Linked DNA regions of Mus musculus: regions 1 and 3 are each linked to region 2. A link is a loop called in an ENCODE intact Hi-C map of the cell type or tissue named here. Cell type or tissue: left cerebral cortex. All regions are shown on one strand.

Region 1 (8,000 bases), 290 kb after region 2:
ATTACTGGGACTGGAGAGCTGATGGCTCAACAATAAAGAGCACAGGCCACTCTGGCAGAGAACACAGTTCAAATCCCAGCACCCACGAGGCAGCTCACAACCATCTTTAATTTCAGGTCCAGAAAGATACAACGCCCTCTTCTGGACTCTGTGGGCACTGCATGCACATAGTGCACAGATATACGAGCAGGCAAAATACCCATCTATAATATATCTTCTTATTTTACAATTTCAAAGAAGAGGAGGAGGAAGAGTGTCTCTGGCTCCCTATAGACATGGTGGTTTGGAAGTGAGAAGAAAGACCCCAATAGCAAAAACAGGGACCTCGAAGGTTTAGGTTTTTTGTATTTTTTTCTTGCCTATGGCTTGGGTTCCTGTCCTTAGGATTCTGTTAAATTTCTCCAGGATGCTGCTTCCTATAATGCTAGGCCTTGGTTGGAAATGATGGTGGGAAAGGCACCAAATGATCCTGTTCTGAAAGCACTCTTGTCCACTGCAGACAGAATACAGAGGTTAAGGTAGCGGCACAAGCCATTTCACTCTCAGAGCCAAAGCCTGACAGCCCTCCACAATGGCAGCAGGTCCTTCCACTGTGGTGTATACAAGAGCTTAATTTTCAGGTTAGCTCTGACTGTGAATGAAGAGATGAGTTGAGCATGGGAGAGGGATGTGTCAGGGACATCTGGTTTTGGACTGTACGAGATATATTTCTCCATAAGTATTTTCACAGATAAGTCTTACCCTGGAAAGTTTTAGGAGCTGCTAGAGGTCCCTTAAAAACTAATAGAAATAATAGAAAAAAATAATAATTTCAACATTAAACAGAATAACATATGAATTAAGACCAACTCCCAGCCAGATTTACAAAGCTTATAAACTGGTTTGGACTCATGAAACCTTTGGCAGGGTAGTAATATAATTTTTCCCTGGCTTATAATATGTTGAATGTTGCATACACAGACTTACACACGTGTAATACCCAAGGCAATTATTTACTACAGGAAAATTGGTTCAGAAGGACAGTACTGCCACACCTTGGTGACACTGGGGGATGGATCCTAGCATAGCCCTTGGAACGGCAGATATTCAGATTCCCTATAAAAATGGTATAACATATGCATGCAGCCTACTCAAATCTTCAAAACTCATTTCTAGATTATGGGTCCAATTGATGCAATGTAAAGATTAGGTGTGCTGCACTGCTCAGAGAACAGAGAAGAGGGACCACATAGTCTACACGTGTTCAAATACACATGCAGCTTTTCCCTGAATACTTTGTATCCATGAGTGACTGATTCTACAGGTACACAATCCCCACATAGGGAGAACTTTGATGTAAATCAAAGTTTACGGTATGACTTCATGTGTATAAAGCACCTATGGATCCATTTAGTGTAAACAATTCATTCAGTGTATAAATCAAAATTACAATATAACCAAACTACAAGGGTAGAAGGTCAAAAGAAGTGTGGGGAGAGGGCTGTATGATGTGTGTATACATATGTCATAGAAGCAAAGAAAGGACAGCTCATCTCTGTTTTATAGGCTAAAAAGTCATGATAAATAACTAACAACATAAGCACAAAAAGAGCCAACCTCAATGGAGACGATGTCCCCACCAGAATGGCCTGCGGATACCCCTATGGTGCATTTTCTCGGTTGATGAGAGAGTGTGGGAGGGTCCAGCTCACTATGGGTGGTACGACCCCGGGTCTGGTGGTTCTGGGTCCACAGTAAAACAGGCTGAGGGAGTTATGAGGATAAGCCAATAAACAGTATTCCTCCATGATCTCTGCTTCAGTTCCTGCTTCCTGGTTCCTGCCCCGACTTCTGTCAGTGATGGATGGTTACCAGGAGATATAAGCTGAAATAAACCCTTTCCTTCCCAAGTTGCTTTTGGCTATGGTGTTTTATCACTACAGTAGAAGCACTAAGACGGGGCCCTTAAGGGGAGTGGAAAGTAATACTTTTCCTGGCAAGTCTCAGAACATAACTTGTGTGTGTGTGTGTGTGTGCGCGCGCGTGTGTGTGTGTGTGTGTGTGTGTGTGTGTGTGTGTGTGTTGCACGCACATGAGTATATAGGTGTACAAATGGAGGCCAAAGGACATTGGTGTTTTAATCACATTGCACTGTGTTATTTTGAGGCAGGATCTCTCACTAAACTGGAAGCTTGTCTCAGGCTGGCAGGCCAGCAAGCTCGGGATCCGCCTGTCTCCACCCCATCAGTGCTCAGATTCCAGACTCACATACCATGGCCAGCTTTCTACACAGGTGCTGGGGATTCAAACTAGATCCTTGTATTTGTAGAGCAAACACTCTTTCACACCTAGTCACCTTCTTGCTTCCAATGCAACTTTGTAAATTCTGTGTATAACTTTAAGAGAAGGAAAACTGAGTTCAGAGGTCACCCACGGGTGAACCACGGAGATGTGGACACCCTAAACTGAGATGCACCCCATTCCCCATCTCTAGCACTTCATCCTAGATCCTGAGGCACAGCAGAGTCAGACCCTGCTCCCCTGGCACAGGATTGTGACACAGGAAGACACAAGGCAGCTGTTGCGAACAAGATGCTGAGGAAAAAGTGGGTAGGAGAAAGTCCAGGAAGAAAGCCCTTGCTTGGCCCAGAGCTGCTTCCGACAGAAAAGGTGTCACATGGAAGACCAGGCTTGGGACTTATACCTTACATCACATGCCAGCTTCTAAGCCAGGCACTGTAACAGGGCCGAAATAGATCTCCACTCTCATGTGACATCTCTTCCAGTTATGGAAGAGCAAGTGTCCCAATCTGGGGACAGACCACCATCTGAGGAAGTTACAAATACTCAGAGAAACCCCGGACACTCAGGCATTGCAAAGGCAGCCCACCCACTGGGCTCTGAGCGTCTGTGACTTCTCTAAGACATGACAGTTTGGTCCTTCAGTCATCACAGAGAAGGAGGAGGAGGAGGAGGAGGAGGAGGAGGAGGAGGAGGAGGAGGAGGAGGAGGAGGAGGAGGAGAAAGAGACAGTAAAGAGGGAGGAGGAAATGGTGACAGCTAAATCATAAGATGCTTCTCATCATCTCTTCTTCATCATCTCTCCTAGACCACAAAGGTACAAACCTGACAGAGTCCACTGACCAGCTACCTCGGACAAAGGCCATCTATGAACTTCAGATAAAATAAGTCCTTCAAAAATTCCTGGTCCTTACATATCAGTGATGCCATCATATGGTCATCCAAACTCTTCAAAAATAATGATACTAGCAGAAAGAGGAGGCAGCGTGATACTCCTGGGTACAGACTCAAGAGAAGCTCACCGTCCACGCTCACTGTGGTACTGTTCATAAATAGCTAAGTTATATAACCAGCCTAGGCGCCCCATCTATGGACTGAGAAATAAAAACACTATACGCACACTGGAGTGTATTCAGCCACAAAGAAAAACAAAACCATATTATTTGTAGGAAAATGAGTGGAACCAGAAATGATCGTGTTAAATAAAATAAGCCAGACTTAGAAAAAAAAAACAAAAACAAAACAAAAAAAAAAATCACTCCATTTTTTTCCCATGCAGAACCGGCATTTAAGAAGAACAGTGGGCATGAAAACAAGGCAGGCTCTTTAGGAAGAGACAAGGTTCCCACAAGGAGAGAAAAAAGAAAGGGCAGCAGAGGAACAGGGGAGCTGCGATGTAAGTGCATTGGATGCGTATCCAAAATGGGAGATACGGAAACCCGCTCGCATACAATATTCCATTCAAATAAGATCTAGGGAAAGGGCAGAAGAGCTGCACAATCAACTGGAAATTGTGGCCCAGCGACTGAGCAGTAAACTGTGGCCGATCCATCATCCTCTGAACAGCGGACAGCACCAGCATTTTCCCTATTGGTTGTAGAAGATGTGCTTGACTCAACAGAACTAAAAATTCTCTCTTCTGATTCAGTCCTAAACAGAATCTCACTCTAAATGTCAGGAGGTTTTTTGTTTTTTTTTTTTTAAAATCTCTCCACTTGCCTGCTTGCTTGTCTGTTTCTAACTGGAGACTGAAACTGTTGGGAATCTGTTTGATTCGGTCCAGGGGATATTTTGGTGTTCGGCGTTAGCTTTCAAAAAAATACAGGGAACCAATTCTGGTTCTAACTAGTTCAAAAAGTGGTTTGTTTTATTTTTAAAGTGCACACATTTGGTTCTTGGTTTCTAAGTTTGGTTTTCTTTTTAGTGTCTTTTTTTTTTTTTTAAACTTGGAAGTAGAGTGCCTGGTTCGGCTTATTTGGGCTCTTGGCACTTAATTCCATTTGAGTTCTGGCTCTGGACTCCCGTTGGTTGGCGCTAACAATGCGGCTTGCTTGGCTTGCCTTTGCAGGCGCTGGCACTGTGCAGCAGGACAGGTGCTGTGTTCTTAAACCGGGTGTGCATAGCCAAGGAGAAGCCCGATAACAGCACACAAAATGCTGGCAGTAGAAGGCCCCTCTGAGGCCAGGAACTCCAGCGCTCCTCTTTAGAGAGACTAGGGACATAGAGTAGGGAGCCATCTGAGCCAAGATGGTACCATTAAACAGCTGGGAGTCAAAGTGCTGATGTCCAGACTCCTCTATACCTCGCTGGCCCGTTCAGAAGTAACCCTGCAAAGTCACATCTAGACCCTAAAATTGACAATCCGGGGAGCAAAGCAAAATACTGAAAGGCTGTTCCTCCTGAACCTCTCCGTATTCCCTGAGCCTTGCCAGGGCCTGGAGTGGGAGGGAGAGACGCCCAAAGCTCTGCATAATGATTCAGAGACGCAGTGGGTGTACAGAAAAGCCAGCAGGTATTTAAAAGACCCAAGGCACTCACGTAGGAACAAGCCTATAAATTCTACCCCATCACTGTTGCCAAGGAGATGCAGGTGGGCCTGGAGCTGGCTCTCTGGCAGGAAACTCCCACCTCCCCCCTCTCCCCCGCCCCCCACACATTGTTCATGCCGTACACAGCTTCTTATGACAGCCCTCCTTCCCAGCCGGATGACCAGAGATCCACTCCTTTTCCTGGATAATGTGGCTCATTTATCCAAATGTCAGCTGGACCAACATGCTCTGGGGGGCTGCAAGGAACCCAAAATGCTATTTCTCCTGTGCCCAGAGATGCTCGGCAGGGAGGAGCCTTGTGTGGGTAGAAACCCCGAGATGTCTACAGTTCAATGCAGGAACTGCAATGCAGTCCATACTGATTCCATATCACCTATTCAGCCCTCCCTGGCTCATCAAACAAATACAGGGCTGAAAATGTTCTCTCAACAGCCTACACTCCAGTCAGTAAAAATGTTGTGCGAAGCATGAGAAGTGAATCCACGTCTTTAGTTGCATGACTGTGTGGCCAGATTCACAAAGATGAGAAGACAACAGCTGGGCTCGGGCTGCAAGAACCCACCTTCTGACCTCAGCAGGAGAGTGTGGGGAAGAAAGGGTTAAGCCACAGTTTGACTCCGTTTCTTCCCCTACCTCTCACAAAGGAGTCTGTAATATATTTCAAATCCCCTCCTTGACTTCGGGGTACACCGAGACACCTTTTGATTCCGAACACAGCTGCTGTGAAAATGGTGGCAGCTTGGCCATATGGCACCCGTCACCTGTCCCCATAAGGCAGCATCAGACCCATCATCATCCATAGGGTATTTAGTCTACCCTTCCTTCCTCTGATGGTCAACATGGCTGCACCCAGAGTGATCCTCCAATTCCTGTGACCATTCATGGTGCTTCATGAATGTGGAAGATGGATCTAGCAGCGTGACTGTTGAAAGCCAGGGGTTAAAGCCCTCTAAATTAGCCCAATAAAGCCATTAAAATGGAGACGATCTGTCCCATATGTTATTGGCCACAGTGTTGGGCCGAATTAATTATTGCATGAGCCAACAACTAATGGGGGCTGAGAGTTGAGTGTGTAGTTTGATCTAGATGCGTGCGATACATAGGGGAGTGAATGGGACAGAGAGAGCCAGCCTCACAGAGAGCAGCAAGTCCTGGAGGGACCTGAAGAAAACAGCATCTACCCTTCGTCCTCCCGTACTAGAAGAAAGCCATGTTCCTGGATGTCTTGGTCTTGTCCCTTCTTCCTTACTCCTGTAGAAAGCTCTGCAGCAATGTTTTGCTCTTCCGCCTGAGCTCTGAGGAAGGAGGAACGAGTCTGCATGCCCTGACCATGGTGGGCCTGGGGTAGCTCTATTTCTACCTAGCTGTTGGAACTCTCAGCTACATGAAGGCATAGGATGAGGGACGAAGAGTGTGGCCCGGTGGTAGGCTGCTTTCTTAGCATTATGCCAGGTGCTAGGAAGACATCCCCCCCCCCACCCTGCACTGCAAAAGAGAAAAGCAGCAATGAAAAGGGAATAAGGTAGGTTCCTGGGCAGAGCTAAGAAGCCGTAGATCAGGTAGGTTCACAGATAGAGCTAAGAAGCGATAGATAGGCCTTCCAAGCTTGCTGGAGTGTTGTGTGCTTCTTTCAGTATTTTCAGGGTATGACACATAAATGGTCCCAGGGAAATGCCTTTCAGTGGGATAGCAGCCTCCTTACATGATTAGTATATGCAAATGAAAGAAACTACATTAACGTTACAGTCAAAGCTTTCCTTCTTAGACCGCACAAGGTTCTGGGTAGCTCTTGGGGTTTGAGTTCATGCAGACCCAACTCTGTCCCTGATGGGAGCTGTTGCCACTGCTGGAAAGTGGGGACAGACGTGTCACCACATCCCCCCACTGTGGGCAGATGGAGGACAGTGACATTTGTGCTTCTTTCTCATCCCAGGTGCTGAATAAATGCCAATTCTCTTCCTTCTCCCTGAACTGTGGGTATCATTGGTCTCCGTACAGCCCTAATCATAATGGAAAGAATTGCACAGTACAGCAAGAGCCTATGAAGAGATATTCTCCTTCACAGACATGGGTTGAGGCCCACCCAGAAAACTGACATGGAGTGGTTGTAAAGAAATTAAGATCAGCACACACTGACAAGTATTAGTACCGAGAGCAGCCAGTTTTCAAATGTCCCTACAAAATGTCAAGTGCGTTAGATGCATGGCTGTCTTTCCCATCCATTCTTGGAAGAAAAAAAAAGAAAGGGGGAAGAAGGGAGGAGAGGAGAGAGGGGAAAGGAGGAAGGAAGGAAGGGAGAGGGAGGCATAACAGTTCTAGGCAGAGACCAAGGAAATTCTTTACATCCTGTCTCGTGACTTCATGCACACCGCTTAATGTCCAGTGAGTGCTATTTTACACACACGTGGACATCTAGCTCCAACTGTCAAAACAAGGTGCTGTCCCTCAGGACTTAAAGCATGCATGCTTTGTGCTCATTGAAGAAGGATGTTTCCAGAATTATGGGCTGGTTCCGTCATGCGAGGCCTGTGTGGTCTGGGAGCAGGATGGCAAAAGGGAAATGTCTCAGTCACAGCTCTCTGCAAGAGTCCTTCCAGACAGCAAACGCAAGGAGTGCACAGGAAGACCTTCAGGCAGGGGGATCCTCTGCCTTCCTGGAGCCCTTTCTAGGCTCCAGGCACCAGATAATCGAATCCCCACGCATGGAACTATGGGAATCCTCAGTTCACTGCGCGATAGAGAACAACTCTATATAAGAGAGTTTCAAGGTGAATCATGGTTCCGAGAAGATCTGCAACTCTGCTGGGGTTATGCAGCAGGATGGCTTCCTTGCTAGGCAAAAAAAGTAATTTCCAGCCTCAGATGCGGAGGGAATCTCTGTCAAGGGCAGGGAAGCTTCTACCTGGTCCACTCCCTCCCTTGCTCGCTCCATCATCTCCAATTTTCTCACTCACCTGCCAGAAGCTTCCTCTGCAACTAAGCTCAGCCACCCAAATCCATGATAGACTGGACCACAAACATCTCCTTTACAAAGGGCTGAAGTTCAGTGGGGTGTGGTGGGCTGGGCCTGTAATCCCAGGACTCAGGAGGCTAAGGCAGGAGGACTATGAGTTCAAGGCAGGCTTGAGATACACAGCAAGTTCCAGGATAGCCTGGGATACATACTGAGAG
Region 2 (8,000 bases):
GAAAATGGGCACACTTTGTAGGCAAATAGAGTGAGGATGCTCATGTTGGTTGAATCTGATTGACCTGGTAAGGGCAAGGGAAGTGTTTGAACAATGATTGGCAGACAGTAATGTTTTCATCTTAGCTTTGGCCCAGGAAGCTAAATGGACAGCCCAGCTCTATAAATATAGTAGGTATGTGCTGTCCGAGAATATACCAGGAATGCTTAAGAATCGCATCACTGGAGTGTGCATGACCCTCCATGCTTACAGTCAAATCTTGATCATAGGATTGGATGCTTTCCTGCGTCCCAAATTGTGTATCTCAAATGTTTGCTTTGACCTTTAAAACAAGGTCCTGTGTAGCCCAGGTTGGCCTCAAAATCCTCTTGCCTGTTCATTCAAGGGTGGGGATTCAAGGTACGAGTCAGCTAGCTATCTCACAGTTTGAGCAACCCAGCAGAAGGACATCAAAAGTCCTTTAGGGGCTGGAGAGATGGCTCAGCAGTTAAGGGATCTGATGCCTTCTGGTGGGTCTAAGGACAGCTACAGTGTACTCATATAAATAAAATAAATAAATCTTTTTTTTAAAGTCCTGTAGAATTGACTCTGGGGAGCCCAGAGTTTAGACTTAGTTGCAAGAAGATGCTGTGGTCCATTTTGCAGATTGCTGCCATTGAAACGCTGTCTGGAGTTCCCATAAAGAAAGACCATATGAGCCACGTATAGGGTATAGATCAGTTTATTGCTATGGACAAGGTTTCTGCACTCCTCAAAGAATCTGTGAAAGTAGGCTTAAAACTCAGTGATGGGTCAGGCATGAGATCAAACACGTGCTTAACTTGTTGGATGCTAGGACCCATCCCCTGTACTACAAAATGAAAATAAACCCTCAGGGCTTTTCCAAGACTGGTGACAGGGGTGCTGATGAGTTTCTGTAGGTGGGGGGTGGAGGGGCAGATGCAGGATACATTTGAGATATTACTGTTACAGTTCGAAATAGTAACATCTGAGACCTGATTTGTTTTAAAGGATCAAGCCTGGATTAAAATGAGAGTGAATCTGGTGTAGCCAGAGAGCAGGCGAACCAAGGAAACAATACACTGCTCCCCACAACAGTGGCCAGAGAGAGGTAGGGCTGGATTAAGGTAGACCTGCTAAACCCAGCACTTTCCTCTTCAATGCCACTCGCTTGTTGTTCGCCATCTGTCACCTCACAACGCCCACACACTATGGTTAAAACAATTTCCAATTGCGATCCCCTAAAATAAAGCTTAATATATTCACATCTGGCGGTTTTCCTGCCCCAGTTTATGCTTAGCGTTGGCCTTCATTTTAGCAAACTATTCCGTGATTGCTTTGTGTTGCTTTGGAAGTGTTTCTGGATGGGGGATTTGTGGCTCTGTTTGATTGCATTGTGATTGCGTTCGCAAGTGACAGAGCAGAAAGGAAATCTGAAGTCTGTTTTTATCTCATGTCTGTGTGGGTACCAGCTCTGGTAGCAGATCAAGAATCAGCTGAGCAAGGTTTAGAAGTACAGGTTTCTGAGACCTAGGGAACAGAAGACCCAGGAGGGAGTAGGGCGTTTAGTTGAAGAATTAGATCATCCCAGGAGGTCAGTGCACTGGCCCAGGCTGCCTGTGGACATGGATGTTAGGCAGGCTGAGCAAGAAGGATCTTTGCAGCCCAGGGGTTTCAGATCAGTCTGGGCGGTGTCGAGAAGGGTCATCCTTTTGGGATGTGTAGCCCGGACTGCTAACAGTGGTTATCGTTTACAAGTCCCGTCAGAAACCTTCAATGCAACTGGTGAAGAGTCCCCTCCATTTGGGCTGGCCTCTGAGCGGTTTACTCTGAGGATTTAGAATGCTGAAACGTCTGAGTTTCCTAACCATGAATCATGGAAAAATGGCTTCAGCAATACCAGGGTTTGGTAGAACACAGGCTTTGGAGTAGAGATGAGTTTTGACCTGGCTCTACTACCCTGCTTTCTTGGCTGTGATGTCTTCATTTCCACAACTGTCACATGGACATGTAATTCTTTCAGGATTGCCCTTTTTGGAGCTCTAAGTCATACCTCCAACATCCCAGTTGCTAAGCTGCTAATGAGTGATGTTCTTTCCTTCTTGGCATAGGGAAGATCTTCCACGTAGTTGGGTGCTTCAGAGCTCGTAAAGGTCTTATACCCCTACTAGTTCTGTTTTGAGGTACTATTTGTTTGCTCCCCCTAACCCCTGTCTTTCTTTTTTTGCCCAATTTTCCCACTGATTCCTCCCCCAAGCCTTTAAAGTTGGGACCAAGAGAGTTTTACCCTTGGGAACAGTACCAAGTGCCACAGTCTTTTCAAGCAAAAAGTATAAAATACCTTCAGTTTAACCAAAGTGAGCTTCTTTGAAAAAACTGTATCCTCCGCTCTGCATGCCGAGGCATCATTAGACCACCCGCTGTCTCTCCTCTCCCCTGCTCTTAAGGATGCTTTCCGCCCTTACCCATGTGCTTCTACAGGGGAGCCAGCAGCTCTCTCTTCATCTGGCCTTGGCTCTGCTCCACCATTCCTTCTAATTGCTCTCCTGAACCCAGGGCTTTCTCCAGCACACCTGTAAAGACAGCGGTTCACCTTTCAAACCCTCACACTGGAGGTGTTGCGCACCTGGGCACCTAGGGAACTGGGAAGGCTGAGAGGCTCAAGGAGACCTGTTCTTTTTCTTTGACAGACAGTATGTAGCTTCCTTTGGGGAAGAAGAAACCTTCTCCACTGGCAATTAGCATTTTCCCATTTCCGTTGAATTTACATTCCTGAAGTGTAACGTTAGGCCATTTCTTTCCATTTTATTCAGGAGAAGCTGCTACCTGGTATTAGTCAAGTATCTCAGCGCCCCACAGTGATTTGTGTATTACTTATAACACAGCCGTTTTGACAGATGGCAGTTTTCGATGATGAGAGGAGTTGACCAGATGGGGAAGGGTAGGAGGGGAGTGGGTGGGTGTCTGGGGTAAAAGAACCTTCCCATGAGAACACTTTGGATGAAAAAAAATTAAAAATGTACTTGAACGAACAAGAAGAAAGACAGGGCATGAATAATTGGGGGCTTTTCCTGATGGCTGCGTGACCAGTGGTTTGGGCTGCTGTGACTGAGAACAGGAGTGTTTAAGTATTAGGGAAGGAGGGAAGGACATTAGGAAAATGCATTTTAGGAAAAGGAAGACTTGAAGCTGTTTGGGCTGGAATGCCACAGAGCAAAGGGAACGGTGTGGTTTGCAGTGAGGAAGCACTCGGGAAACCCACGATGCAGGAGCCCTTTGCTGTCCCTGTCTACAGACATGGCTATGACATCCTAGAGTGAGGGTCTAAAGGCAAAGTCTCAGCAGTGGGTGATGGCCAGATAACATGAGGAAACAGGACTTACAGGTTCCATCCCGGCTCTGGGCCCTGGCTACCTCACAGAGGGTCATGCCCATGTGCTGCTTTGTTTCTTGTCACCTTGACAGACGCTTGGGTCATCTGGGAAGAGGGAACCTCAGCTGGAAAAAAAATGTATCTATCAGATTGGCCTGTGGGGCATTTTCTTGATTGATGGTTGATGTGGGAGGGCCCAGCCCTGGGCACCACCCCCAGGCAGATGTTTCTGGGTAAATCCTTTCCTCCTCAAGTTGTTTATAGTTATAGTCTTTTTCACATCAGTAGAAAACTGAATTAGAACAGGATGCAACCCCCCCCCTCTTGCTTTTGTTGTCTTTTTAAGACAGGGTTTCTCTGTGTAGCCCTGGCTATCCTGGAACTCCTTCTGTTGACCAGGCTGGCTTCACACTCAGAGATCCACCTGCCTCTGTCTCTCACTGACTGCTGGGATTAAAGGTGTGCACCACCACTGCCTGGCGCAAGCTTTCTTGAAAGGTGGCCAGGAGGATGAAATGAGAGGAGACAGAGTGGGTGCCTAAGACTCCATAGATTTCAGTCACTGTGCACAGATATACTGCTATCCCCTCAAACTATTTTGTGGATGCCTCTTGTGTACTATTACAACCTAGCAGGCCCAAGACTTCACGTCTACTTAATGTGTATACATATATATGTGTGTGTGTGTTTGTATGTATTGTGTATATATGCATGTATATGTATATATAACATATATATATATATATATATATATATATATAAAGCTTATATATAACACATATAAACACAGATATAAGCATATATATATGTACATATTAAGCATACACACACACACATATATATATATATATATATATATATATATATATATATATATATATATACACATATGCTTATAACACACACACACACACACACACACACTTTCTTTTTCCTCTGTCGGGGAGAAATGGTGTGTTTACTGGTACACACAAGAACTTTGCCTCCTGAGCTGGCAGGGCTGTAAAGAGCTCTGTTGAACAGTGAGTCAGAGATGGAGAGCCTGGGGGTGAGAATCAGTAGTGTGAAAACCGGGGATGCTTAAAATGAAATGCCGAGGCAGATGATGGCTTGCTTTGCAAACCCTCCCCTTGTTCTCTGTTGTTTTTTTAGCTTTGCTTTGTTCTTTTGACATAGCGTCTTGCTGTGTATGTAGCCGAGGCTGGCCTCAAACTCATGGTTCTCCTGCTGCCTTCTAGTGCTGCATTGCCCAGCTGGTTTTCTGTTATACCAGAAATGGGGGCAGGGCATAATGGGTTAAGCCGCATGTGATTTCCTAAGTTTCTTTCCAGTTTCTAGAGATCGATGGAGGAGAGACGGGCATAGTGGCACATGCTTACAATTCCAGCACTCAGGAGACTGAGGCAGGGGGATGTTGAGTTAAAAGCCAACCTGAGGTACTTATTGAAGCCCTGTCTCAAAAAATGAAGGTGTTAAATTCTGGGTTGTTCCTTCCTTCTTTGATTTCAAGGCATCTTCCCTTGACACACTGTGAACACCCTCACCTTGGTTTCTTCAAGACTTTGGACCCAGTGCCAACCATTGATGGCTTGGTGTTCTCTGGATATCTCCATGTGTGTTCGAGAGCACAGTTCCCTATCTTAGGTCTTTTTATCTTGGGTTGCTTCTCTGCTAGGCTGATGAGACCCTCCCCCAAAGATGCTCATGTCCCTCAAGAACTGTGAGTTCCTCTATTACAAGGCAAAAGGTTGCATGTGGCATCAGCGTTGCAAACCATCTGACCTCGACACCAGGTGGGCTCTGCATCCAGATAATGATGCTTAAAAGTGTGAGAGAGAAGGACCTGGTGGTACAGGCCTGCGATCTCAGCTATTCTGAAGGCTAACGCAATAGGATTGCGAATTCTGAGACTGTCTGGGCATACTCAGGCCCTGGGTTCAGTCTCTGCTGCCACACATATGCAAGAAAATGTGGAAGAAGGAGGCCGTGGGTGAGTCAGAGTTACTCAGTGTGAGAAGGGCCCCATCTGCTATGGTTACCTTTGCAAATGCAAGAGGGAGCTATGACACAACCTGGGAAGGCGGCGCCTAAAAGGTAGAAACAGCAGAGAAACCGATTTCAAGATAATCGATTGGGTTGATCTATTTATTGTGATAAGAGATTAAACTCAGGACTTCATGCATGCAAGGCAAGCACTTTGGGATTATAACCCCAGCTCAGGAGTTGTAATGGTCACAATAATTTGTTGCAGCAGCCGCAGGAATATAATAGCATTATTGCATCTCCCGCCATGTAAGATGAGCAACACTACAGTAACGGGGCAGAGGCCACCAGCCACAGGGAGGTCTTGACTAGTGCTTTTATGCTGGGGCCCCTTACTGCTTAGTGGAGAAACCCAGGCTGCTTCAGAGCTCTGGATGGAGCACCATCGTAAGCTGCTTCCTGAAGGAACCTTCCTACCCTCCAGCAGTCCGCTCCACAGTCATAGGCATGCTTCCTGTTTTGGCACTTTATTTACCAGAAACTCTTTCCCCTCTTCTTAGAATAAATCCACTTGACCAAGTTCAGAAAAGTTCAGAAAACTGTGTGCCAAAATTTCATTCTGAAAGTCTTAATTTGAGAATTGAGGTTGATAAAAATCCAGACCGCCTCCCCTCAACCACCCACCCCCATCCCCACCCCACCCAGTTCATTTTGGTGGGACAAGTAATACAAGTGGCTTTCAGAAAACAGCATTTAAAATTTCTTTTCTACCATTTACTTTGATATCTGGGCAAGGCATCCTTATCGCCGTCCTGGGACATGCTTTTTAAGAGCTGTCCTTCTTCAGCATCTTGTATTGAAGCTATCAGAGGGTTGTTAAAGTGATGGACCTTGGTCTGGGGTGATGGATGTGTAATCTATTGCTTGTTTCCATTGTCTCTGGTTAGTTACCACGTGGTTAAAGGCAATTGTGGGATTATAGGTTCATGTCCCAAGTGGGGCTGTCTTGTTCTGTGACTTGGCCGGTGCTGACTTATATATGGATATTGCTCAGAGAAGTGACGTAGATGCTCTTCTAGGTTACCCTTTTAAAATAAAATTAAAACAATTTATTTTATTTTTAATTATTTGAATGTATGTGGGTATGGACAGGAGAGTGCTAGTGCCTAGAGGCCAGAGGTCCATCTTTCTGGAACTGGAATTACAAGAGGTTGGGGGTCACCTGATACAGGAGTTGGATGAAGGTTCTCTGCCAGAGCATGTGAACCACTGAGCCGTCTCTCGTCCTGGAGAGTACAGTAAGAGGCACACACGCAATTGCATTAGTGAGTGTGAGCCTCTCTCTCCATACCTCTCCTGCTTTTCCCATCATGTCTCTCCTTCTTCCCTTTGCCTCTCTCTTGAGGTATGAAGTTGTCTGTGTGATTTACTTTTGATTTTTCTCCCCGAGCCTCAACCACTCGGGAGATAGAGGCAGGGGAATCTCTCTGAGGCCAGCCCTGTCTGCAATTCCAGTACAGCCAGAGCTACCCAGAGAAACAGAAACCCCATGTTCAGAAACCAAAAACCAAAGCCAATCAAACAACCCAAAGACTCAGAGCATCTTTATTTTTCGTTCTGCTCTGTTGTTTTGGAAAGGCACACTTTTAATTCTGGCAGAGGCAGGCAGATCTGTGTGAGTTTGAGGACAGCCTGGGCTACACAGTGTGTTCTGGAACAGACAGGGATTTGTAGCGAGATCTTATCTCAAAACAAACAAACAAACAGACAGACAGAGAGACAAAAAGGGGTTTTGTTTAGGGTTGCTATTGTTGTTTTCTGCTGAGGTTAAAGGCAGGGTGGTTAGTTTGTATTATCGAATACTCTGTTACACAGGCAGTACACCCGCCCGCAGAGTACTCTAGAATGGGAAAGTTTGAGGGTCGAGTCTCCACACTCTCCTAGGATTATAAGGCCCAAAGTCCATGTGCAAACCCGCGGGAGGCAGGAAGAAGACACTAAGACCAGTGAGAAAGCTCTCTTCTGCTGTGTAGTCACAACCAAAAAGAAAGCAGTGGCGTTTCAGACAAATATCATTCCAGAGTGGAATTCGAGAGTGATTTTTATGTTACTGTTGGTGCAGTGGCAAGCGTCACTCGGCCAGCAGCAAACATCCGGGAGCCCTGTACTAGGCAGGATGTTAGGATGTCAGCTTCATGGAGGAAAGGAACAATGGCTGTTTAATTTGCTTTTTATAGCCAAGCCCATTTGGGAAGAATGAAGACAGGAGACTCTCAGAAGAGCTTCCTTTCCCTGAGGGCTGGCCCATCTGCTCTGTGGAGAGGAGACTGCTGACTCAGGAAGCCCTGCCAGGGAGCCTGCCGCGGCTGCACTGGGCTTCGGCGCCCGGCCAGGATGCTGGCCCACATGGCCGCCGAACAAATGGTGTGCCCCGGGTGCAGGGAGGTTGTCAGGGCTCCTTTCTAAGACAGGACAACTGACTTCTGTCCTTGGATTACTGAGACATATGTTCCATGACCACCACAAGCACCCTTTTTTTTTCCGACAAAGCCTCTTTCATGGGCTATTGTGAGGGGGGATAAAAGATAAATGAAGCTCGCTCCCAAGAGATTAAGCGTTTAAGAAAAATTAGTCAGTTTCTCTA
Region 3 (8,000 bases), 87 kb after region 2:
TTTTTTTTCTAGAGTGGTTTGACATTTGTGCATAGTATTAAGAAAGATCACAGAGACTGAGCTGCGCCTGCTGAGAGGTTCAGCTCATATTTGTTAATCTCCTGTGTGGTGCAACTCTGGCACCCAGACAAGCCCGCATTCACAGGGGAACAAAGCACTGGTTATGTGTGTTGAAATTCCTCAGAGAAAATGTCTTGCAGGCTGTTGGGGAGCGCATGAGGGCTGGAAATCCTGCAGTGGGTGTTGCTCAATGTCCTGGGAAGATGGTCTGCTGGCATCTGAAGGCTCACCCTTGAGGGGAGTTGCTGCACACTGGGGCATGAGGGGCTGGTGAAGACAGAAGGAGCATGGGCGGCTGGGTAGGTGGAAACTGGCTTGGATGCTTCCTCCACACTCCTCCCTGGTCACACTGGAGCCGGACCTAGGCTACCCACTTTAGGAGTCTTGTGAGGATATCCAGCTACAGCCAGGCTTGTCACTGTGCCCACTGTCTCACTAGCTTGGGACTAGATTTTCCTGTTTTCTGGGACGGAGTAAGCTTAGTTATCTGGGTATCCTTGGCTTTGATTTAGAGAAGTAAGAGGGTGGGGAGAGGGAGAAGAGGTTTTAGATGGGCATCAAAGGATGGGACGGTTAGGTAGGAATCGTTAGGTATAAGATTGAGCTAAATCAGCGTGGTTCTAGGTATTTTGAGATGACAATAAGTGTCTAGAACAGAGGTTCTCAACCTTCCTAAAGCTGTGGACCTTTAATACAGCTCTTCCTGCTGTGGTGAACCCCCAACTATAGCATTATTTCATTCCTACGTCATAACTGTAATCTTGCTACTGTTATACATTATAATGTAAATATCTGCTATGCAGGATATCAGATATGTGACACCCCCTAAAAGTCTTGCTATCCACAGGTTGAGAGCCTACTGGGCTAGAGGAAGATAGAAGATGAGTTGGATGTGGGGGGAGCACAAGGAAAGTCCACTCGGAAGGCATGAGGAATGGGTTAGAATGGTGGTTCTCACTATGCCTCTGGACCAGCTAGAACAGAATCTCCACAGATAAGAACTCGAGCTTTCACATTTGGGGCACACACAAGGATTTGTCAGACGCCATGCCAGATTCGTGCACAACTTGGTGTTTTGCTCCTGTTGCTTTGAACTGTTAAAAGCCAGGTCAGTGAAACCTTCTCCTCCTGAGCAGACGCCACTCCATCCACAGCAGTGGGCAGACACCACTCCATCCACAGCAGTGGGCAGACACCACTCCATCCACAGCAGTGGGCAGACACCACTCCATCCACAGCAGTGGGCAGACACCACTCCATCCACAGCAGTGAGCAGACACCACACTCTATCCACAGCAGTGGGCAGACACCACTCCATCCACAGCAGTGAGCAGTCGCCACACTCCATCCACAGCAGTGGGCAGACACCACTCCATCCACAGCAGTGAGCAGTCGCCACACTCCATCCACAGCAGTGGGCAGACACCACTCCATCCACAGCAGTGAGCAGTCGCCACACTCCATCCACAGCAGTGGGCAGACACCACTCCATCCACAGCAGTGAGCAGTTGCCACACTCTGTCCACAGCAGTGAGCAGTCGCCACACTCCATCCACAGCAGTAGGCAGACACCACACTCTATCCACAGCAGTGGGCAGACACCACACTCTATCCACAGCAGTGAGCAGTCGCCACACTCCATCCACAGCAGTGGGCAGACACCACTCCATCCACAGCAGTGAGCAGTTGCCACACTCTGTCCATAGCAGTGAGCAGTCGCCACACTCTGTCCACAGCAGTGGGCAGACACCACACTCCATCCACAACAGTGAGCAGACGCCACACTCTGTCCACAGCAGTTCAATTTAGACCTGATTAGGAGGCTTGAGCAGCCCTTGGGGTGCAGCAGGTCTGCTGTCCTTTATATCCATCAAAGGCTATCTGGTTCCACCTAAGGATTGGCCAATTCATAGGGCATTTCACAATTCCAATGCTTCTTTCAGACTCTTTCTCCACACAATATGCCCTTAAAGAACTTACTCCAAGTCAAAGCAAGGCCTTAGTGTGGAACCCAACAAACACTATCTGAGTGAAAAATGATTCAAAGAAACAAGACTACCCCCACCCACTCCTCATTTGGTAGACCTGAGTTTGGTTGAATTAAATCCATAGTTACCTCATACAACTACAAACTTAAATTATAAATCATAAGCCCCACACAAATGACCCAACACATCATTTCTGACAGTGGCTTGTTCCAGGGAGTCGAACATAGCCACAGCCTACAGAGTAGTCCTTAGGTTGGGACACAGAACAGGTAAATTCAGCTCACTTAACTCTTTATCTTTTACAGTGGATCAGAACCCAGGTGGCTGGCTTCTGAGGGCTTTCTGACAGGAATCCAGTAGAGTTGGTTTCAAGGTTCACACTAATCGCTGCAACCTTATGCAGGAGGTGTGATCCACATGAAATCCACAACTAAGGGCAGCAAATCTGAGGTTACCAACCTTGTGAAGGTTATGGGCTATTCTGTAGATCCATTCATTGTTTAGCCAGCTCTTGACATTTACTCTGTGAGTATGTTTGGTATTCACTTGGAGAGGCAGGGGAGTAGCCAGTAATGTAGACTTCTGTTGTTAGTAATTACAATTTAACTATCTAGTAGCACTTGGCTCTTAGAAATGGTTACTGCTAAATTTCTTTCCACCTAATGAAATCAATCGTCTGTCGGTTACCTAGTTTGTCACTACAGATGGTTCAGTACACATACTCTATATTGACATATGAGTATGTGATACAATGGCAGTGCCTGGGCTTCTCTCTGTAAATGAATCCCTTTGCCAAACACAGTTCAGACTTGCTCACTACTGACAGGAGTGGAACAGGTAACGGGGGATGTTTTCCCAGCTTGAGAGCATGTCTTGGAGTTTAGTGGATTAGTGCAGCAGTGTGGGAAGCAGGAGGTGGAGGCCAGTGTCTCCTACCAGACTGTATGCCACTTCTGGGCAATAATGTTGGCCTGATCTGAAGGAGGAGGTGGGGTGATTAGAGGCTTGAGATTCTTGGTTAAACTGAAGACTTTATTTGGGCACCAGAAACCTTAACAAGAAATCTCACACCTTGAGCCACAAACTTCCCTTAAAGTATGCTTTACCCCAGTTAGACACACATACACAAATTCTGTTTGGGGTTATGGTTGAAGACGTGAACAGAGACGTGATGCCGTTATTTAATGTGAACGCTGAAGACCTGCAGCAGATGTAAGTTCCAAGTCTTGTTATAATTTTTTAAGATTGTGAAATTATCAAAATGCATGTGAATCAAGTTTTAATACACTGTCTGGGTGGGTGAGGCTGTCCATTGCACCATTTCTTTCTTTGAGTTCTCAGGCATGTTTCAGACAGTGTAAGAACTCTGTAACATTTAACATTGAATAAACAGTAAACCTATGGGGGTGGGGAACGCAAGCTTTTAGCCCCACCTCCAAGCCAATTACTGCATCAGAAACTCTGAACATGGAACCCAGTAGTCTGTACTCAAACATGGCCTCCCAATGGCTGATTCAGATAAAGACAGAAATTTGAGAAGCTTGAGTTAAAATTCCGAAAGAGGCACCAAGGATCTGCAGAATCCAGAACGTTGTTAGGAGAGGGAGGAGATGACTTTGGATGCACAGTAGGGCACAGGGAAAAGACTAAAAAAACCCAGACGGAAATTCAACTCCTAAATAAAGGAGGAGGTTCTACTCCATATAAAGTCCACACAAAGTCTTAACTAGAGTCAAGATCTTGGCAGTTCAAAGCAGCTAGGATTCCTCAGGACACCTGCCCATCCCCCAGAGAATTTAAGGAGAGTCTTAGCCAGTAAAAGACATGGAAAAGCACCAATGTGACTGACCCTTAGAGATCGGACAAAGGGAAATCCTTCTCAGATCCACCTGCCAGTCCTGGTGTGGTTCATTTGTTCATATTTTACTTCATTCTAGTAGATGGGTCTGTCTGCTGACCCTCAGATGGTTTGATTATGTTCTAACCAGTTAATGTACCCTTAATTGGAATGAGGGGTCATTGCAAATATAGTTGAGAGCAATACCAGATGAGGTCATTCTGGATTATTCAGGTGAATCCTACATAAAATGACAATCATCCTTTTAAGACAGAAGGCAGAGGCAGGGGCAGAGAGGCAGAGAGGCAGAGAGGCAGAGAGGCAGAGGCAGAAAGTTACATGGCCACAGTCCACAGAGAACGCAGAACCACCCAAAACTGGAAGAGGCGAGGAAGGAGTCTTCCTTTGAAACTTCAGGGAAGACATGGCCCTGCTGCCTTCTTTGAGCTCGGATTTTTGACCTCTAGAACTAGGAAAGAATAAATTTCCATTGCTTGAAGCCACCGAGTTCGAGGCCATTTGTTATGGACACTCTAGGAAAACGAAAGGACAAGGGATGTGGAACTCAGCTGCCCAAAGTCTTCAACTGTTTGAAATTTATTTCTTGGATGAATAACAAACTCTGAGTCACAAGAGGCCCCATCTGGGCTTGAATCACTTATGCCTTTATCTGTCTCCTGTGAGCATCTCTGTCTGGTCCTCGGGATGAGATGATTTCCCCCAAGTTATCCTCATCTTTACCCTCTTAGGGTTCTGATAAAGATGAGGATGGTAGGCTATTAGTCCAAATCTTTGGGGGCATCTTTGGAGATGATGCAATCTACCATCCTTTAAGTGGTACATCCTTTAAACATTTACCTCAGATGATGGAGACAATTTCATTCTGAGGTGCATGAGGTACAACATGATGCTGTCTTCAGAGCTGTGTATTCAAGTGGATTTTTTTTTCTTTTTCTTTTAAACAGAGAAATTAAAATCACGGCATGGTGGCTGGTTTTCCTTTTCTCATTCTTCACAGACAGTGGGAGGATATGACTCTGGAAAATTAACATCAAGTGCTTGTGAGGAAGACGGGCCTTCCCACGAAGAGCTGAATACCCACCCCATGCCTGCAGTTGGGGATGTTTTATCATTGGGTCACAACTACCAGCGTGTGAGGCGCGGATGATATGGAATCACTTCAAGTTTTGTATTAGGAACAAAACAAAGCAACACAACCCTTGAAGCTGGCCTGTCCCCAGGGATACATATTCTTCAAAGAAATCCCCAATACCAACCACTGTAGCAAGAAGTCTATGTTACATGGATGGGTACTATGTCTGTCCAAGGGGATTCATTGCTAGAGAATCAGCAAACATTCAGTTAACAGTAACCATGCTGCTGCTACTTCTAATAAGATCCCATGTGTTTCTCCCTGCCCCCAGGTAAGCCTCCATCTTCCACTGCCAAGTGCTAGCTGGTATGGGGGGGGTCCCACCAGTCAGTGTTCCCTATCAGTTCTTCCGACCTGTCTAGTGTCAGAGGGACTGGTAGTGTCATAAGTGTGTTATATGTGTGGAGTTCATCTTTCTGTGAGTGTGATGGGCATCTAAGGTGACCAGCTTATAGAGAGAGGGTTCGGAATGTTCACCTCACAGCTGAGACATGGAGAAGGAGAGAGCTGAACACCCCATTGTCCTCTTCTACAACTCTCTCTTAACAACTTAAAGATCTCCCGCTGGCCTTCACCAGCTTCCAGTAGTGCCCAGCTGATGACTAGGCCTTCAACACATGGACCTCAAGGGACACTGAAGATCCAAACTGCAGCAGTATGTAAGTGCCCCTTTTGGCTTTGTAGCTGGCGTGAGGAGAGGTGTTGATTCCAGCTAGGGCAAGGTCCAAGTATATGAGAGAGAGTTTGTTTTTGTTAGCCTCTGTCTACCTCCCATCCCCAGAAACCCACTTCCCATCCGCTTCTGCCTCCCTTAGGACACTTAGACTTCACCCTTCCGTCTTCTTGCCCACCTTCTCTACATGTTCTCGGCTGTTCTCTGACTCAGTGCTTTAAAGTTTGAATCTGTTGAAGAACAACGGTTCTGTCTGCAAATCTTATACCCTATTATTTCCGAGGAAGCTTTCTGAAGTTCAGGGCCTTCTTGGATGTTCCAAGAGCAAATCAAACCCTGGCAACTTAAGACCTGTGGTGAAGCAGGATGGTGGAGGAAAGGTCCCCTAGAGTCCATCACATCATAGATGTGGTGATGATGTCTGTCTCCATGATCCATACCTGTGGACTCAGTAGACTTGGACCAGATAGACAACAAATGGGTATCTTTAGATGATGGGTTTCAGCTTTACTACAGAGCCAGTGCTGGAAAATAAATGTTTGCAGGGCTCCTTATGTAGGACTCCTCTTGGGAGAGGTTCATAGGGTGGTAGGTGGGGCGAGCTGACAAAATCAGGGTCTCTTCTGTGGCTAGCATGACCATGGGACACGAACCATCTATGCAATTCTGGTCTTTTTCTTAAATCTTCTTAGTTTCTTTTGTCCTAAAGTATTGTATGAACCAGGTGGTTAGTATGAATCAGGCCAGTGTGTAGCCACAGAAACCCTCCAGTCTCAGAGGAAGAAAAGTCCAACTGCTTCCATCATGTCAGACCTTGTAAATCAGACACTCCTCGTCTTCACTAAGCACTGGTGGTCTCTAAGGGATCTGGCCAATATGAGAACCAGATGCGGACGGTATCTCTGGTGTCCTCTACCCCTCTTTCAGTGACATTATCCAGGACAACTTGGTCAACGGGACCAAGAGGAGCCCATTTCAAATCTTGGTCTGTCCTTTGCCAGTCATGGGTCCTTGGTAAGATGTCTCTTTCTACTTTATTTTTTTCACTTGTGCTTTAGACAGAATAAATATGCCCACCATGTATGTCTGACTCTGTTGTTGTGTCTGTGTCCTGATAGCAGACTAGGACCCCCTTGTCTTCTCCTTAGCACAGAATACAGAGCAGACCAGCAGCAGATCCTGGCCTTATGAGCTCATTTCTGCTGCTGTCTGTCACTGTGCTGGAATGTCACAGGGCTCTGCTGAGACATAAATGCTGGTCTATGATGAAGAACCACTTTTTCTCTCTCCCCTTTCCTGGGGACATATGTCTGTAGTGAGAACATAGGTCAGAGCAAGGGCAGAGGTTCTTCACTGTCTCCCAGGCCAGCAGGATTCTTGGCAATGCAGGTGGGAGGATCTGTCATCAAGATAACATTCTCCTTGCTACAGGGCACTGGCCAGTAGGGGTAGCAAAAACAGGAACATTGTCCAAGAGTGTGGGTCACTTCTCACTTATTCAGTATTGTGCCTTATAGAGAGTGTGGTCAGGTGACCTGGAGGTTGACCAAACTGCTAATGGGCAAGGGGCTAGACTCCATGAGTTGAGAATCAGCATGGGCACACCCAGCCTCTCCTCTCAAGGACATTGCCCTGGTACCAGTCCTGCTTCTAGATTTCTTTGACTGAGATTCAGAACATCTCCATACTGTAACAGCAAAAATGTCAGTCCTAAAAGAAAACTGGATCAAAGCTGTGGCACCTTTGTTGACTCAGCCTTGACGGTCACAGAAGACCATGGCTGCCACGGTCAGAGGCCCACTGCAGAACACAAGCAGGTCTGCCTGTATCCCCATTTTCATTACTCTAATTCCACTGTGTCCCTAGGGTCAAGCATCTTACCCTTCTTGCTGGTCTCCTTATGTGAAAAAGCACTGAGAAATGGAGGGATGAAGGCCAAGGGATCTGGAACCCTTTGAATAATGTCTGCCTTACTGCTCCCTTCTTGGTATCAACCCATCTTGCCCATTCCCCATTGAGGACAGAGCATCTCTTGACGAAGGATGCTAAGTTCACTTCGTAAGGAGAGTGACTTCTGCAGCCATCCCTAGAACTCACAACCTGTTATATTATTAGAGGAACTGAGCATGTCCCTTTGGGTCCCCAGAAAAGTCCAGAGTTTTTCCTGACTGTCAAGGGACTTTACTGCTGCTTGAGATGAGTATGGGATTCAGGAAAGCCTACCTCCCCAACCCTCTCCATTTGGCCTTACAAATAAAGGAGTCCATCAGTACGAATGGTGATTTAAGG

What was found. A loop is a pair of places that touch in the nucleus more often than their neighbours do. Peaks named below come from ENCODE experiments on the same cell type or tissue, not always from the same donor. Only the 100,000 strongest peaks of a DNase experiment are listed, where the experiment ranks them.
Region 1: a loop joins it to region 2, with 6 times the contacts of the local background. A loop is called at or near these places in 3 of 42 quality-filtered maps.
Region 3: it touches region 2 in a loop (2.6-fold over the local background); 2 of 42 quality-filtered maps call a loop at or near these places.

What each region holds. Positions count from the first base shown.
Region 1 is chr8:34,389,552-34,397,551 of GRCm38, reverse strand. No RefSeq gene overlaps it. Among named protein-coding and RNA genes, the nearest start is that of Gm33831, 6.8 kb to the right of the region's middle. In left cerebral cortex, a CTCF peak has its summit at 167 (motif pointing left); DNase peaks (open chromatin) are centred at 3,287, 4,073, 4,322 and 4,752; H3K27ac peaks cover 3,126 bases.
Region 2 is chr8:34,679,815-34,687,814 of GRCm38, reverse strand. No RefSeq gene overlaps it. Among named protein-coding and RNA genes, the nearest start is that of Gm46069, 6.1 kb to the left of the region's middle. In left cerebral cortex, CTCF peaks have their summits at 3,230 and 4,437; DNase peaks (open chromatin) are centred at 3,864, 4,445, 5,371, 7,658 and 3 more places; H3K4me3 peaks cover 451 bases; H3K27ac peaks cover 1,671 bases.
Region 3 is chr8:34,593,300-34,601,299 of GRCm38, reverse strand. B930018H19Rik (RIKEN cDNA B930018H19 gene) reads left to right here. Exons shown (of 5, transcript NR_040706.1): 3 at 4,851-5,309. Among named protein-coding and RNA genes, the nearest start is that of Gm34096, 9.4 kb to the left of the region's middle. In left cerebral cortex, no CTCF peak of the experiment used is centred here; DNase peaks (open chromatin) are centred at 193, 4,523 and 4,849; H3K27ac peaks cover 221 bases.